Linked DNA regions of Mus musculus: region 1 is linked to region 2. Evidence: chromatin loops called from intact Hi-C (ENCODE). Cell type or tissue: heart. All regions are shown on one strand. Each heading gives the region's core, and the rest is flanking DNA. Links, peaks and the distances in the headings are about the cores only.

Evidence for each region. Hi-C counts contacts between places; a loop is a spot of excess contacts. Peaks named below come from ENCODE experiments on the same cell type or tissue, not always from the same donor. Only the 100,000 strongest peaks of a DNase experiment are listed, where the experiment ranks them.
Region 1: it touches region 2 in a loop (12-fold over the local background); 37 of 42 quality-filtered maps call a loop at or near these places.

The regions. Positions count from the first base shown.
Region 1 is chr14:57,053,048-57,062,331 of GRCm38, forward strand. It overlaps Gja3 (gap junction protein, alpha 3), which reads right to left and starts at 4,676. Exons shown (of 2, transcript NM_001271623.1): 1 at 4,480-4,676. In heart, for the core only: a CTCF peak has its summit at 7,198 (motif pointing left); a DNase peak (open chromatin) is centred at 4,834; H3K4me3 peaks cover 1,593 bases; H3K27ac peaks cover 768 bases; H3K27me3 peaks cover 4,105 bases.
Region 2 is chr14:56,960,856-56,970,139 of GRCm38, forward strand. Zmym2 (zinc finger, MYM-type 2) reads left to right here. Exons shown (of 25, transcript NM_029498.4): 25 at 1-1,503. Among named protein-coding and RNA genes, the nearest start is that of Gm36789, 36 kb to the right of the region's middle. In heart, for the core only: a CTCF peak has its summit at 3,719 (motif pointing right); no DNase peak of the experiment used is centred there.

The sequences.
Region 1 (9,284 bases), core at 453-8,452, 92 kb after region 2:
TGGCTATGTGTCTTGTTTTGTCGTTGACTACTTTACTCTCAGGAGTCAGGGTCTCCCTCTGAGCCTGGAGCAAGCCACAGGGACTCCCCCATTCTGTCCGTGACGGGGCATGGGTATGCTCACGGCCACACCCGGCTTTTTATGTGGGTGCTAGGGAACTGAGCTCGGGCTCTCAGGCCGGCATAGCAAATGCTTTTACCTGCTGAGCCACCTCTGCAAGCTCCTGCCTGGCATTGATACATAGGGTCTAGGTATTAAACCCCCACACTTGCAAGGCAAGCCCTTGACCAGATGGTGCTATTTAGCCTGACTCTGGACTCCTGTGCTGAAACAATCCTCCACCTCAGCCTCCCTGGTAGCTGGGACTGTAGAGACACCAGAGAGAGCTAATTTTGATTTGTAAGTAGTAGCAACAAGTGCTCATTTGATTATAAAGGCCTTGGGGCTGGAGAGGTGGCTCAGTGGTTACAAGTGCTTGTTGCTCTTCAGAGGATGGTAGTTTCAAAGGCTCCCAGCACCCACATGGTGGCTCACATCTATAACTCCAATTCCGGGGCATCTGAAGCCCTCTCCTGACCTCCAAGGGCACCAGGCAAGCATCTATAATGCACATATTTAGGCAAAAATCTAAAAAAAAATGTTTAAAAAAAGAACTAAAGGTCTTTACTGCTTTGTATTGAAGAAAGGCAAGTTAACAAAACACTTAATTTTTAAATAGAATTCTTTCTTCTTGAAATACTTGAACAAGAGAAATATTGTCTCTGGGAATCAGCTTTAAGTGGCCTTTTCTACAGAGTTCTAACATCAACAAAATGCTAGCAACTGGCCACACCTCCAAGGCTTGCTGTCATGAATCACACTGGGGCCTTTGACACCCAGGGCCTCCATCTTCTACCCTGGCCAACTCTCCAATGCCCTGGGCTAGTTACTCCAGCACATTGTCAGTCTTTTAAAAGATCCATGAAACCCAAGGGAATCGTCACTTAGCAAAACATTTCACTAAACATCACTTGTTAATTTCGAAGGACTCACTTCAACTTCTTCCTCCAAACGTAATAACTGAGTAATGAAAAAGTAATCACCTTCAGGTGAAATGGGACTTACCAACACTCTACTTTCTAAGGGGTGGTTTGGGCAAGGATATATTGCAGTGGAAGAAACCATGGAATACTTTAATATACGAGAGATCTCAGCAGGCTCTTGGTACGCCTAAAATGCCTAAGTCGGGCAGCCTGATTGGCTTTTCTAGCTCTGATCCTGCAAACAATTAAAAGGTAATTCTACTGTATAGCCAGAGTGATGTCATCTGGAGTCTTACCTGCTGCACCTGGCGTACGGAAACAGCCGCGGCGCTAAGAACCTCGGAAGTGTCTCATTTATCGTCCTCGTTTACAGCCCAGGAAGTGGCAGCCCAGAGGGGGTATTGAGATTTGCTCAAGGTTGCACAGCCCATAGTGCCAATGCCAGCAAGGAACCTCACCTGCAACTCTTGGCCACACTCCCCTTCCACACGCCTTCAAGGGGAAGCCGTAGGCAGATCGCTCAGGTCCCAGGTGTTGCCCTTTGCATCCTATAAGTCTGCACACTTGAACACACGTGTTAAGCATGCGTGTTAAGGCAGACAGGTTACAGTACACTATAAGCTTTTGCCAGTGAGAGTGGCTAAAGGGACACTTCCGTCAAAATTCCCAGGGGCTGGTGAGATGGCTCTCCAGGTAAAACTCCCGCTGAACAAGCGTGATCTCTCACGTTCAATCGATGGACTCAGCAAAACGTTAGATCAACCTTATAAAGGCAGGATCAATGCTACAGCCTGGTCCTCTTACTCCGCGTGTGCTGTGATTCACATGCCAGACACACATGTATGCAGACTCCCTAAAAGGAGTTAAGGACAGCCCAGTGACCTTGTTCGTCATGTCACCGGAAACATCATCTTAAAATGCAAATATTTCTACTCTTAGTGAACAAACCCCGCACCTCAATGGTTATAGGATGCTATTGTTCACTTTATAATAAACAGAAACGGCATATCAAAATATCTGGGTTTTTTTTTTTTCAGCTTAACTTGTCAGGGAACTCTCGTAGTCTAGGGTGGCCTCAGGCTCACAGCAATCCTGCCACAGCTTTCCCAGCACTGGGATTACAAGGCACTATGCCCAGCTAAAATACTCACTTTTAAATTAACAAGAAATAAATTTTCACGAACAGATTAGCATAGAATTTAGTATGGAGATAGTGGGGTGAGTTGCCTGAAGAAAAAAATGAGCAATTTTCATACTTAGTACCATTAGTTTGCAAATGACTAAATAAACTGAAAATTCTTCAAACGAAAGAACAAGTTACATGAGCCAGAAATGGTGGCACAGGCCATCAATCCAGCACTCAGAGGCTAAGGCAGGTGGGTCTCTGTTAGTTTGAAGTCAGTTTTGTCTACATGGAGAGTTCTACGTAAGCCAGGGCTACTGTCTCAAAGACCCTGTCTCAAAAAACAAAACAAAAAGAATAAAATACACAAGTGTAAAAAACGACTTCACACTTCTGAAGTTGTGACAGGTTTTAAAAAGCCAGCTCTGGGCTGCTAATCTAATTACTATTGAGGGAGAATTTAGCACCCTGTAAGAATAAAAATGTAGGTGATATTTTATTATTTTCTTGCCTTTCTGCACTATATATAGTGAAACCATAAGCAGACTGGTCCCATGTGCTGTTATGGCCCCATGAACCATAGCAGGTGCGTTTCTCTCTCCAGGAAACATTAAATATATCCTGTGTGCAGCTGTATGTGCTGTGAACACTCAACAAGACTGTGGTCCTTGCCTCTGGAGACTTGTTTGCAGGCCGTGGAAGAGGCAGGCATGGGGAAAATGGATAGATGCAATATAGACCCTGGTTGCCTAGTCCTGGAGCCCCACAGAAGGATGGGTGGACAGACACAAGTGAGTCCAGCCACCAGCTGAGTTTGTCTGGGTTTCTTCACATCCAGATCCTAGGACCAGGCTTTCTGCACAAGTGAAAGGCTTCCTGGGGGCCCTTCAATCCTCTGAATGTCCTCACACACACTGGCAAGTTACCAATGTGTATGTTTATTAATGTTCATGGGACTGTGACATGGTGGAGTTCTTAAGGCTGTGTGTCCTAGGTACTGTTAGACATGCTTTCAAGCAATGCAGGATGTAGTCCCAGTTTCTACATACGTCAGGCTGGCTGCAAGGAAGTTCCAAACCCATCATATGTCATTCAGCTATGAAAAATGAACAGAAAACCCTAAAATTTTAGTGCTGTTCAGAAAAAAAAATTGGTTAAAATTCTTTCCTTATCGACAAAGAGTCAACTTTTGTTTCCTGCCATTTTAAAGTCCGACCACTTCCAGCCACGTGCTGGTCAGCAAACTGCACTGTCTGTCCCCGTGGGACCGTTTTGTAAACTGCTTCACACTACAGGGCAAAGCATTGCCCTGTTTGATGCTTATCTCAACAGAGGCCAAACTGCTGAGCCAGGAGACTTTGTGCCAAGTTAGCTCTTTACTTTGAACACAACTGATATTTAGAAAAGCCCCTCCCTTACTCCAGTTTAATCTTTCCATGTTTGTCTTGCAATATATTTCACGGCACGACAGAAGGGCAGTGTGTGAAGTGATGCACAGATTACAGATCGTCATAGTTTTGAATTCCAAGAGAGAGCCTGTGCACAATTCACTTCCTGGCTGTTTTACACAGCCGCTGTTAAGTGGCACGTTTTGGAGGCGTCGTGATAAAAGGAAAACTGGAGAGCTGAAGCCCTTTTCACATTATTCAGGTACCAAGACGGCTGATCAAGAGAGTGAATTCTAGTTACCTGTGTAAAGAGTGGACAGAAAGCAAACAGCTGCCCGCCACTGGAATTTAATGTCACTACAAGTCTCTTAATGAAAAGATTATTGTAGAAGGCAGCTAAGGGCGCTCTTCCAAACATGTACAGTCTTTACTCGTGTGCACCGCCACACACGTACAGATCAAGAAGCTGGGTCGTGGTACTAACAACTAAAGTATTTAAGAAGAAAATAAACTTCTAAAAGTTTTTTTTTCTGAGAAAAGTGGGCCCTCCTTGTTTCTTTCCAATCAAACACTACAAATGTACCCCGCCACTTGCAGGCCACTTGCAGGTTAAAATGACCTTAGGATCCCTGCTGTTTGGGGATAGGGACTGGTTGCTTTCCCCAACCCAAGGGCAAACCATCTCGACCCAGCTTTGACCGTCCATTAAAGAGAGCAGGCGCTCCGCCCAGGTCTTTAGGAGTCTAGAAGAACAGTAATCTTTCCCAAAGTTTCCCAAGGCTCAGCTCCCCAGCCCTACTGCACCCCACAACAATCCAAAGAATCACGAAAGCCTCCCAAGATCGGGGAGCAACAGGGCCTTGCCCAGGGGTGACAGCGCCGCGTCCCGCCACCCCTGGTGCTGTCGGGTCCCCAATATGGCCCTGGAACTCCCAGTTTGCCTTACCCCGCTCGGCCGCGGCGGCACCGGCGCTCCTCGCCCAGTCGGGCTCGGCCTGCTCTGTAAAGGAGGCTCCCTCTTTACTCGTGCGGTGCCCCTTCTTCCCACGAGCGCCCCGCGCTAGGGCCGGGCCTCTCCGCCCCGGCCGCCATCCCCACCACCGCGGTACGCACCGCACTTGGCGCCCCACGCCGCTGCCCTGTCGCCCCGCCACGCCCTCGCCACCTCCCACTCTGCCAGCCACGCCTCCCCGCATCCCACAGGCCACGCCCCTGCGCCCCTCACCGGGTCCCGTCTGGGGAAGCTGGCACCTGCCCCCTCCTCGCGCGCCCACATCCTCGGGCGCCACCTGCACCCCAGTGCGCACCACGCGCGCTCCTCGTCCGGGCTCTCTCAGCTCCGCCGATCCGCCGCAGGTGTCGGATGGGGTTCCCGGCCGCAGACACCCGAGGGCCGGGTCCTATAGGGCAGGAGTGGACAGCCGGGGCGGGAGCAAGGCACAACCGACTGCCAGAGCGGCCTGGGCGCTGCGCGCGTGGGCGTCGGGAGGGCGCCTCGGTCGCGCCCGGGTGTCGCCGCCTGGGGATGCAGACTTGTTCCTCGGGCGAGTCCCAGCCGGAATCCTGTCTCACCCTGTCGGATAGAGACGCCCCCGCGGGCAACAAGCTATAAATAGCGGCCGCCAGCCTGCTTCCAGGCGGACACAAATTAGCCGACAGCTCCACGGATTCTAATTTTTTTAAATTAACTTGTTCCAAGGCGCTTGAAACTTGGCATGGCCTGAAGTGTTGGGGAAGATGTCCCTGCGGGCAAGTTGTTCCAGACGGTCTTGGGGATGGGATGGCAGAGTGTGGTCCGGTTAGCTTGTCCGCATCGGGGTGAGGCTTTTAATGTGTCTAACCCTCGGAGTTTCTCTGAGAGTCATAAGACACCGACACCGAGAGGGACAGAATCTTGGCCTTGTCCATTTCCTCTGGCTTCCTAGGGTCTAACAGGACTTGAACAGCAGCTAATCATTAGTAAATAATAATTCACTGAATGTTGGTGGCAGTTTTAGAAGGGATCCCCAAAGTCCCTTTATGAGTGATGGATTTATTTTAGGAATAAGGGAAAATGTGCATTTCTGGTTGTTTTACAGTCCCCCTAAAGACCTATTGCTTCATTAAAAAGTTTGGCTCTATTTGGGTTTGCAATCCGCTGACTTTGAAGAATTCAGTCGTTCTGTTCGAGTCTGAATTTAAGCGTATTCCAACGAGAAAGAAAACAAAGCTTATGAAGAGACGTGAAGCCGGTCTCCTGCAGGACTTGGTAACACATGGATACAGTTTTGTTTTATTTCGTTTTGTCTCTTAGACAGGGTCTCCGGGAGCGGGACCTGGTCTCAACCGGAACCTCCTGCAGACATCCCAGGGCCGTGATGGCAGCCTGCACTGCACACCTGCCTAGGTTCTTTTGAAATCCAGAAATGTTATTCTAGAAGGTTTTATTTTTCTGTTGTTTTTATTCTCTCCAAGAAATACAAGAATACTTCTCCCCACAGAAGCATCAGAAGTATTAAAAGACTTGCACCGTCTTGGACAAACTCTAGTATTGTATTGGTAAAGCCAGAAGTATAATAATGATTTGCAACTTTTTATTGGAAATAGATTTAAAATGTGTAACTGCAAATACCCTTTGCACACCCACTTCATAACACAGTTCAAGAGTGGAAAGGTGGAAGTAATCTAGATGCTCCCAGAAAGATGGATGGGCGCACAGATGAGGTTTTAAGTGCTGTAAAATATTGTTTGGCCTTAGAAAAGAACATGAATGTACAATTGATATGAAGATAGATCATATGGCAATGAAAAAGCCAGCTACAACAGGAACAGATGCTGTCTGAGTTAACATATAAGACGTGCGTGCTGTCAAACTAAAGCCAGGTAAATATAGTTTCAGCATTTGAGACTCAGGCGGTTTGGTGGGAATTTGAGACTGTCTTGAGGCAGATGGGGGAAACTCTGTTTAAAAATCAAAACAAGCATAGAGACTGAGGTATGGAAGCACACACCTGTTATTCCAGCACGTGGGAAGTGGAGGTGGAAAGATTGGGAGTTCAAGGTTAGCCCGGACTGCCTGAGATCCTTTCTCAAAAAAAAAAAAAAAAAAAAAAAAGGTATTAAGTTCCTGGGACTCATGGAGTGGAGAACGCAGAGTTAGTGGTGGGTGTGGGATTTCAGTTCTGGAAACAGAATGGGAGGCATTTGCAGTGTGGATGTGCTTAAAGCCACAGGAACTGCGTGCTTAAAATGAGGAAGACGATTTTATATATATATATATATATATATATATATATATATATATATATATATATATGAACATTTTACATGATATTATGCAAAGACAAAAAAGACTTGCACTTGTCATAATACATATTTTCTAGGTGACAACCAATACAATCACTACATGGTTTAATAGTTGGCTGTAAAAGTTTGCTTCTTGTTGGATTTTTAACAAAGACTGCATTTAGGGTAATTTGAGAGTAGATATATACATATGCACACATAAGACAAACTGACTAGACAGGGATTCTCAGCTGGATCATATCTCTATGTTCTAGCAGCATTTTGAGGCTGATGATACACAGTGAGCCTGGCTCTGTGGCAGGTGCCCAGAACCTGGGTGATAAGGGAGCTTTACCCCAGTAGCCACTAGAGTAAAAATGTGTTTGTGTGTGGCGTCCCCTGGTGGTAGCAGCCAGAATTGCTTCTCTGAATGACTCTGCTTTGTGTGTGGGATGAAAATTGAACCCACATCTGTTGACTGTGTCTGTCCTACCTCAGTGTGACAGCTCAGAGTAACACAGCAAGCTTGTGTTTGATCTTGTTAGGACAGAATTTAATGAATCTTTAAGCACCAAAGTTTACAACATATAAAATTCCCCTGCTTGAGTTTTTTAAAAGTAGTGTAGACAGCACTGTTCATTAACAATTAGACTAATTGACAGGGCAATGTCTCGTTACTTGGGGATATAAATGTCTTTAATAGCACGTTTGTAACAAGCTCAATTATTTATCGAACATCTGGTCATCTAAGACTTTGGGGTTGGGGTTGGGGGAGGCCCCACTTCCTGTACTCAAAGCATCCGTGGTGCTGAGCTGTGCTGATCTCTCTCCACAGAAGGATTAACAGTGTTTGTTAAAAAGTGAATTCAAGCCGGGCATGGCGGCACACGCCTTTATTCCCAGCACTCGGGAGGCAGAGGCAGGCGGATTTCTGAGTTCGAGGACAGCCTGGTCTACAGAGTGAGTTCCAGGACATCCAGGGCTACACAGAGAAACCCTGTCTCGAAAAACCAAAAAAAAAAAAAAAAAAAAGTGAATTCATAGGCACGTGTAAGTCTTAATGAGACAACAGTAGTCAAAGAAGGCCTGTTGGCACAAGTCTGTATTCTCAGGATTTAGGAAGCTGAGGCAGCAGAATGACTGTGAGTTTGAAACCAACCCAGGCTATACAGAGATTTTTCCTGCGGTAAAATAAATAAATAAATAAATAAATAAAATAACGGCCTGCTCCTCATCCGACTGACCTCCAGCACATGCAGGATCTGTGTAGAGGACATAGCAACCGTGGCAGGAGCAAGTTACATCACATGCTCTAAGGCCCGGGGGAGCTCTGAAGGGGTTAGGTAATCTGTCGGATTGCCTTGGGTTCAGTCTCTAGCACTGTGAAAACAAAACAGAGAAATCACTATGATTGTGTTGATTCTGCTGTGCTGGGAGTCCAGGCATCAGCCACCAGGCCTGGCTCAAATGTGGGGTTAGTCACGGGTCTGTGGGAAGTGGCTGGGGTTTGCTAAGGGCACCAGGGCAGAGCCTGTGGCTGATACTGAAGACTTTTTGTTTGTTTTGCTTTGCATGGATTTTGACACAGGACCTCACTATGTAGATCAGGCTGGCTCTAAACTTGAGGTGACCATCCTGTCTCTTCTCCGGCGGCTCCTTAGTGCTCTTATCTCCTATTGTACGATGCTGTGTGTCACCTCAGAGTGCCAGCAGCACCCTTACCAGATGGGCCGCTATACCTTTGATCAAAACACTGACAGAAATCGACATCTGTTCTTGTGATTTGCCCTGCTTGTGGTCCTGCATGGTAGGAACTAGGAAGTGGTGTTCCTGGAAGAGTAGGAAAATCTGTGGAGTGATTTCTGACTTGGTATTGCCCAGAACCAAGCTTGGCCCCAGGAAGGGTTTATCTAGCCCTCAGTTGCACCTTTTTATTTCATAAGAAGCTGGTGGGGTTTTTTTTTTATTGTCTTCATAACAGAGTTGTTTTAGAAATTGATCATTTGGCCCTTTCTCTTCTCTCCTTCCAGGTTGTTGCAGGAAATATTAAAAAAATGAACCCACCAACTCTCTGTGGGGCCGAACCACACTCCCGCGCTCCTGCCAGCACCGGCAACTCTCTCCAGCTAGCCCCTGCAGCATCTGGCTCGCTTGTCCCGGGAGCCACTAGTTCCCTCTCTGCTATAATCCCCTGTAATTGGTGATCCCATATTCCAGTAACCAAATGGAACCACCAACCTCGAGGTTGCATATTACAATACACAGTAACCCGGTAAAATCAAGACTCTTTTTTTTTTTTTTTTTGTGAGACAGGGTTTCTCTGTATAACTCTAGCTGTCCTGGAACTCACTCTGTAGACCAGGCTGGCCCCGAACTCAGAAATCCGCCTGCCTCTGCCTCCCAAGTGCTGGGATTAAAGACATGCACCACCATTGCTCCAATAAAATCAAGACTTTTAAAGCTTATAATTATGGTTAACCAATCAGA
Region 2 (9,284 bases), core at 590-8,589:
GCCACTCTTGAAATATTCATTTTAGAAAGTCAGGCTACTTGAAGGGAGACAGTGTCACATTGTTCTATGGCTATTACCAATGGAGAATGCTGACTAGTCCAGGAGACTGAAGAAACAGAAGCTGGTGGATGGTGCCAGTGCCAGTGTCAGAGGAAATCTTGCTTGCTACTAGGTTGTTTGGCTTTGAAATTTAATTACTTCTTATAGAAGATTACATTTAAAATACTTTTGTGCTTCTGCATAGCAGTTTATCTGTTCATAACTTTTAGATTAAGGAAATCTACTTCAAATTATACTTTCTAAAGACTGAGTAAAGTGGTATCTGAAAATTATCAGTTATTTAGCTGACTTTGTATATAGCATGTGTGATGTTTCCTTCTTATTTCTGAATCCTGAAATCACCATGGTGATACTAGTTTTCAAAATAGTTCTGAGGGAAATTGTTTTCCATAGTGACTAGACAGTATATAGCCCTTATCAATTTCTCTCTTCTTTAGCATAAATTTTAGCAAGTAAAGAAATTTTCTCAATCATGATTTTGAAAATTTCACAGGTATAGCTACTGCTCGTTTAAGCAATAACTATCTGAAATGTTTTTGGCATGAAAATTTATAGTGTTCTAAATTTTTATAAGTTTGAATAACTTCAGTCCCTTGGTTTTCTATTTGAATCATCAGACTGATAGTGGCAGCTCCATACTTTACTAAGACAGACCTGCCCCTCGCCTGTTAAGTGAAGCTGGAAACACTTAACAACAGAATGCAGATGTTTCTTGGCTTTTCAGCGCGCCTTCTGAAGCACTTTTACTAGAAATGCATATTGTGATTAAAGACTGGTTAATCCTAACCATCTTCTATTCTTCAGAGTGGTGCTATAGCCCATCAAAAAAAAGCAATAAATTTACCCACAAATGTCACATGTATATTTTACCAATACCATAAATTTCTGCCGTGGTACTACTAAGCACCGTGTCTTGCTATTTAGTTTTTATTGTTTGTACATTTTAGCTTTTCTAAGCAGAAATGCCTACAGAAGTTTGATCGTACATGATAGAGGATCTAGAGCTTGCCTTTGTCTCATGCAATCCAATGATTGATCTACTTGATTCTCAGGGGGAAAGAAAAACAAACTATTTTATGAGAATTGTTCTGGGAAATTTATTTCACCTGGAACACATTTCCTTGATTCTTGGCTGTCTTTAGTGTGTGGCCATAACTAACTGCTGAGAGAAAGGACATTGAAATGATAGTTTATTTTTATTTCTTGGTGACTTCTGATTATAGACAGCATCCTGTAAATATAACTTTATTGTCTTGAGATGTCTATTGAAGATACTATATTTTTCTGTTCTGAACGATTTTGCCACTTAAAATCGTTCAATGAAAAAGATGACTAGCTATTCTGAGGCAGGTGGATTTCCCATGCAAACTGAATCCTTAACGCATTTCAAAAGGCTTTTACTGTATTAGGTAACATGAGATATTAAAGGATTTTTCTAGGCAAGACGCTCAGTCTTTTTTTTTCCCCATAAAAGTACTTTTTACTCAAATTGTAACTCATGTTTTTCTTTCATGAAATGGAGTGGTTATTGGAGTGTTCATACTGAAATAGGAGAAGGGTGCATATTGTCCTATGCTTTCTAATTTACACTGCTTTTTCTGGCTTCCCTTTGTCTTGGCCAATTGTGGTTTGCAAACCGGGGTGACTCATTATATGGAGCAGAGAGGACAGTCCCGCTGGAGAGGACAGAAAATGGCAAGTTTGAGTTTGCATTTCCCTACCATAGGTGCCACTCAGTCTGTGGTCCTAAATGTCTTAAATATCCTAAATACAGTCATAAATTACTAAACATTAATGTTTTTATCTGGCCAGCTATTTTCAAGGGGGGTATCATTACACGGCTCTGCTTTTGTTCTAAGCTACCATTAATTGTAAGTTTCTTTAGTTTCTCTCAAAAAAACAAAAAGACATGACTTTCGTGTCTGGGTGAAAGCATTTTAAAGAACAAATTTCACTAACTTAATTGCAGAATTATCAGTTTTACCCCTGACAAGCCATTATGTATGTTTAGACTGAAGTTTGCTCAAGTTTACTAATTCTTTTCTGCTGTGTCCTTGGGATTACACCAATTGCAGAGTGTCACCAGTTTGGAAGCTTCTATCTACAACAGGTCAATGTCTTGTTAAGGGGCTGGGAGTAGAAACAGCTACTCTGCATCTTCATCTGGAAGATGGATAATCATAAACCACTGTGCTTACCGCATGGTGAGATGAATTGGGTAGGAAAATGTCCTATAATAAAAGGCAGGGGACAGCCTCATTACCGAATCACAAGCTGATGGATTTAGACCAAAATACAAGTTTAAGATTTAACTTGTGGACAGAAGTGACTAACTGAACATTCCTAGTTTGAAAATCTGAGATCTGCGATGGTCTTAAAAATCCAAAACTGTTGAAGGGCCGTCATGACAACACACAAACACTTTGAGTGTCGGAATCGTTACAGACTCCAGATTGATCGTGTGTTGCCAAACATCTCAGCTCGTGTGGGACTGGAGAGCCACAGGCCATGGTATCACAGCTGAGCTCCAAACTGACCATGTTCTCTCTCTCTCGAAGCACAGTGACAGTAAGAATGGCAGGGCTTGAGGTTTCTAAAGCCCAGTACTGCTTGCGTTTCTGATTCTCGAGTAGCAAATTGAGCTTGGTTACAATGCACCTCACAGACTGACAGTCGATCCTTGTGATTCACTTAGTATGTTTTCTTGGAGATGGGGAAGGTCTAAAACAGCTTTAGTACAGAAACCATATCAGTTTTTAAAGTCCAACTCAAAACTGCACAGTGATATTAACACACAACTGTTTACTACACACTTCCCTTTTTTCTCTTGATTTATCAAGACAGGGTTTCTTCGTGTGACCCTGGCTGTCTTGGAACTTGCACTATAGATCAGGCTGCTGGCCTGCCTCTGCCTCCTGAGTAGTAGGATCAAAGCAGTGCGCCACTAGGCCCAGCTTTTTACACGGTTTTTTTGTATGTGTGTGTACTACAGAACTGCTGCTCTCCAGGGTACGTAGAAAAGTGTGTCAAAGTACTTCTAAACAAGATACACCTACATAATGGATGCACTCTCCATCTTCAGAAGGCTGTGAACAAGATAGAAGTACTCCCAAAGGCTGCTGCTGTGCTCTACATTTGTTTAAGAGACCATCACTGCCTGTGAATGTGGTGTAGATTGTCCTGTGACTGCAGGTGCTCCAGTAGAAATGGTCAGAGTAGTTCTGGACAGTGATGGTATCAGCCCTGGTCTATAGCTTTCAGCCCAACCCAGTGTATGAGTATGAAGTAGCTCCCAACCACAGACCTGTAATATTTACCAGGCGTTAGCCATGTCTACAAGGACCTTGGCTACAGTGAATCAAAAGCAATCCAGTTTCTAAGTTCTGTACAGTAAGTGGAACACACAATGTGCAACATGTTGCAGGTTATTCTACACTGGTAGAGGGATTTCCACAGCAATTGCTTTTGGAATAAACTCAGCTCACTAAGTCATAGTGAGTTCTTAGCTCTATACAATATAAAACATTCAGACACTGATCACATGTTAATAGTTTGTTGTTGCTCATTTGAGGTAGTGTCTCATCTATCAGAACTACTTCAAACAGGGTTTGCCTCTCTCAAATGCACAATTTTGTAGTTCTAAGTTGCTGTCAGAAGGTGGCAGTAGAGCACAGCATGGTATCTATTTGTGTTTGTGGTATTCATACTATATTTAAAGTCCTTGGGAATCTTGTAATATAGGCTCTTTACGGGTGAATTATGTGCTGTAGATTGATGTTAATGGGGTTGGGGCACCACCTTGTTATTAGGGACCCTGGTATAGCTGTCTCGTATGAGGCTATGCCAGTGCCTGGCAAACACAGAGGTGGATGCTCACAGTCATCTATAAGATGGAACACAGGGCCCCCAATGGAGAAACTAGACAGAGCACCCAAGGAGCTGAAGGGGTCTGCAACCCTATAGGTGGAACAACAATATGAACTAACCAGTACCCCCAGAGCTCATGTCTCTAGCTGCATATGTAGCAGATGGCCTAGTCGGCCATCGCTGGGAAGAGAGGCCCCTTGGTATTGCAAACTTTGTATGTCCCAGTACAGGGGAATGCCAGGGCCAAGAAGCGGGAGTGGGTAGGTAAGGGAGCAGGGTGGGGGGAGGGTATAGGGAACTTTTGGAATAGCATTTGAAATGTATATAAAGAAAATAATAAAAAAAAAGAACCAAGAATGTGACTGGCATAAGCTATGTGTACACAGTGTAAGTCCATCTCTGTCACAGACTTGGGGGAAAAAGTTTTTTCAGAATTTTTAAGTATTATTAATAAGGGATTGGTGATAAATGTAATAGATTGGTATTTTTAGTAAAATATTTAGGCTTTTTTTTTGTTGAGGGAGAAGTAGAGATAAATTTGTAAAATTTGCATTTGGGTTTTGTTTATACAGTCTACTATGTACCTATGACTGTCCTAGAACTCACTATGTAGACAAGGCTGTTGTCTAACTCAGAGATCCACCGTCCTCAGTCTCCCAGATTCTGGGACTAAAGGAATATGCCACTACACCTGGCCCCACTTGGATTTTAAGAGTGCATAAAATAGGAATAAAATATACAAGTGATAACTTTAGATTCACCATTGAATTCAGAATTACTAAAATGTAATAATAACTTTCCACCCTTTTGAGCATTTGTAGCCTAAGTATGTAAGCAAGATACCTTTGTGGAGAGCTATTTTCACAGGATCCAATCATCTATTCAACAAACTGACCATCCTGCAGGGACTTGGTCACATGCTGAGAATGGAATGGGACATAGAGCCTGGCCCCTCCTCTCCAGGATACGGTCTGTAGCTGGGGAGACTGTTGGCTAAGATGGGCACCTGGGCCTTTAAGTGAAGCACTATACCTAGTACCAGCTCACAGTGAAACCAGCTCTTTCTATCTGACTGAAATTCCAGGCATCTCTACTGACATGTTTCCAGTTCTGTCCAGAAGGAAATGCAAGATGGAAATAGCAGAGAAAATCTCCCAGATGTGAGATTTCTGTCTTCAGAGATTTATTTGTACATGTCTGTCCCATTCTTTTTTAAATGTCTCCTTGCTACAAGAGCAGAGTATACATTATACTTTGTGTGAATGTAATGTAATGGGGGTATAGTCATCCCCCCACTCCCCATCGAAAGTACCTAGGAAAGTTCTGGCACGTATTAGGTGTAAATATACATGTTGCAGGACTGTAGCGGTGGCTCAGTGGTTAAGAGAACTGGCTATTCTTCCAGAGGATCCTGGTTCAGTTCCCAGAATACACGTGACAGTTCAAACCTGTCTAACAACAGTTCCAGGGAATCTGTCAACCTTACAGACATACAGGTATGCAAAACACTAGTGCACATAAAAATGTTTGTTGAATAATGGTTTTTAAGTAGACTGGAATGATGTATAAGAATGTGCCTGTGAGCATCTGTGTCTTACCTGGGTCTCTGCTGACTCATCCTGAATGCTGCTACTCTCCTGCTGCCTTTTGAGTTCTAGGCCTTCCATTTCAATACAAGAGAGTTGGGGTCTGGGGCCAGATGTGGGCACCTGGTTAGTAGTCTGCATGGGCTTTAGAGGAGCTGTGTTCGTAACATTGGTTAGAAACCTAGTCAAAATCAGCCACAAATCCTTAAAGGAACAGGGCGTGTAGTTAGAGGGAGATAAAAATATTCTCAGCAAAGCCCATCTAACCCTTCCTGTTCTGGGTTAGACTATTTTTTATGATGTCAGTCTGAAAGCCTAGTACAGAGGCAGTGCTCTGCACCTACGTTTTATTCCACTTAAATTAACTATCCTGAGCTCTACCTGGGCCATATTTATGCTGTTACATCTGTGCTTTTCACCAAAGCTAGAGTGTTTGCCCTAAAGTGTGAGGCTCCCTGACACCAGTCAAAATTCCTGTGGGTTTAAGAGCAATCATTCCAGTGTAATACCACCTGCAAGGTGGTGCTATCACTCACAATTTAAAGGCCTGTGTCACACAAGCCAATGGCAGAAATGCCATCTGGGGCTTTAGAAGTGTGCTCTGGAGCCACTGTACAGTTCAGCCAGGTGTGAAGCAGGAAGTCCAAGTGACCTAGAACCCAGAACTCTTCTTGATACAAAATGGCAAGTGTGTGTATGCCAAAAATAATAGGTGTGCAAGAAGCTTTGGAAGCTAGGAGGCAGGTGGTAAGTGGTCACAGGAGAGCCAGTGATAGCCACACACGGAGGGCTCAGTCACTGCCACCACTGCTAGCACCAAGGCACAGTGCTCTCATCTATAAACATCTGTAAAGGACCAGAGAATATGCTAGGCTCTAGGAAAGAAACAATAGGAAAAAAAATAAGGTACTTATGATGACATTATGAGGTACTTAATAGAATTCCCACAAGGCTTCTACTGCAAGATGAAAATTTACAGAAAAATCACTATATTCTATTAAAGCCCCAATGGAATGCCCTTTATTTGACAGGACTGCTCATTTTGTTTAAGTGGGGGTCAAAGCCAATACTTTGTTATCGGAAGTGGTTGGTTGCAAATGTTTATCTGTTGGGTCTCATCTTTAATAAAAATGTCTTCTCGAATGGGTAGTGTTACTGACTGCTGGCAAGTCAGGAGTCAAGTGCATTCCTCTCTTGAAAGGCAATAGTAACAATTTTCTGTTTTGTTTCCTTTTTTACAATTTATTTCTTTCTCTTCCTCCTTTCTTTGTTTACTTGTTTACTTATACTCTTGTTTTATTTACCTCTCAGTATATCCTTATGTTGCAGATTGATCCCTTTCCATACAGAGTTGCATGGACTGAGGTTGTACCATCAGCTGTCGGGTTAATGTTAGTTGTTGGAAGTCCCTCTCCTGAACTATGTTTTCTATTGTAGCATTGTTTGCCTTGTGATTTTTTACTTGCTCTTTAAGAAACATCTCTACCCCTGTAACAAAAGCTAGTTTCTTTTTTTTTTTTAAGATTTATTTATTTTATCAATGTGAGTACATTGTAGCTGTCTTCAGACTTTACAGGTGGTTGTGAGCCACCATGTGGTTGCTGGGATTTGACACACACACACACACACACAAACACACACACACAAACACACACACACACACACACATACACACACACACACACACACACCACAGGGAGAAAGAAATTTCAGCTTGGCCTTGAATGCAAAAGTACAATAAAAGTTTACATTGTTAAGTCCCCAAGCTTAATAGTGTGGCAAGACCAGAAGGGGCTATTAAATTGTGATTTCTCTTAACAAAAGTCTGTGGATCCAGGGTCCAAGAGAGTGCATGGTGTTGGTCCTTGCCACTGTGGGTTTAGTCATGGGTAGATTTAGGCATGCTACCATGGGGCCTGCCGAGGCCACCAGCTACCATCAGCTTCAAGTGTTTCAATCTCTGCTAAGTCTTGCTCCAAATACATACAAACCCATCTCAGCATTATCTTTTAGGTTTTAGTGGATTTTTTCCCCATATAGATTTATTGATAGAGATAGACATTTAGTTTGAGGGGCTGATGGAGCTCTGTGGTAGAGTGCTAGCACATATACTAGGCTTGAGTTCTACCTTGGCTTAGCACTGAGAGAAAGGAGGAAAGAAAAAGCTGAGTCTTCAGTCACTTCAGTCTGGGTAACTCCTTACAAGCAACTGTGGTGTATGGTGAAATCACAGCCCATGAAGAGTGAGTAGAACGCCAAATGTGATGATTGGACCCCTGTCCCTGCGTTTGGGAATCTGAGGCAGGAGGATTGAGAGGTAGAGTCTAGCCTTGGTTATAAACTGAGATCTTTGTCTTACACATATACCCCACCACCACCACCCTCAAGAATAAAAGAAAAGAACGAGGGGAGCTTGAGGGAAGAGTGATGTGGGGGTTTGATGATCCCGTAACCAGAAGCCTGCAGTTCACAGCTGCTGACTAAAGATGCATGGATGAGTGTGTGAGGGAGGACTGTTTAGTTGCTTCCAGTGGCCTTAGCCTCTCCCTGGTCCAGGGCTCTTGCAGAGTGGTACCTCATAGCCTGCAAGAGCCCTGCGTGGAGCCAAGCCCAGCCTCTCAAAGTCAGGCAAGGTGCTTTCTACCTGTTAAGTGCCGCATACTGCCAGTCCTGTAGAAGGAAGGGAGCTCCCTGGCGTGCCTTGGGCTTGGTGTTCTGGTCTGCCTCATTCTCAGGGACCAGAGGCAGCAGGTGTCTTTAGAGAGTGAGCCTCACAGGGCTGGCCTTGGCTACTTCTTTGCTGTGTCTCGCTGATGGAGTTTGTAGGATTAAAACATTTAGCAATTTAGGATTTTGAGAGGCTGATAGCATGGCATCTATTGAGGACAAGGGATTTAAGTACAGGTTCCCACAAGAGTCCTTCCTGCCAAAACTCAGCAGCAGCCAGCAGTGAGGAAGCTGCACAGTAGTATTTCAGAATACCTGCGAGCAGGGCTGGTCATGAGTAGAGTTGATGGCTAAGCAGCTGCAGTAGTTGGTACCTCTTGAGATCACTTTCCTGGGGAGGCAGGAAGGCTGAGGGAATAAAGGTGGTGGTCGACATGACTTTGTTCCCTTGGACCCACGTGGTAGGGAGAACCAAGTTATCCTCTGACCTCCACATTCTCATGATTCACATGTGACCCCATTCTGACCCCCCCACATGAAAGATAAATAAGTATAAAACCACTTTTCTCAGCATATATTTAGGTTTTACTAGACAAGCTGATCTGGGTTGCTTGGTGTGGAAAAGGAGGCTGGGAAAGGCAAGTTCAGCTTCTGCCTGAGGGTCTTTAAGGGAGGTGGCTCGGGATCCCGCCCACACAACAAATAAAGGCCCAGGACCTGTCTTCCGCAGAAGATAGAGTCTAGGACATCGGTCTGTGTTAGCTAGCACTGAGTTCTCCCACTTTGAACTGAGGACCAGCAAAAGCATTTCATCCCTATCCACTTGGCACTCATGCCCTCGGGCTTGGTGAAGGCAGGCTATTGCTCTGTATGGGGTGCTGCAGCAGGGGCCATATCAGACAGCAGGTGCAGGGCAAGGCTGTAGCTGTTATTATTACGGAAACAGGATTCTCTAGCCGCTGAACCGTTGCAAGAACAACACTGCCCTTTCTACTAACCCTGAATTTTTCTATAATTTGAGATGTATTGTTCTCTGCTGTTTCCCCGAGCACTCTGAATCAGCTCAAGCTGGCTCTTTGGGCTAAGAAAACGGTTCCAACACAA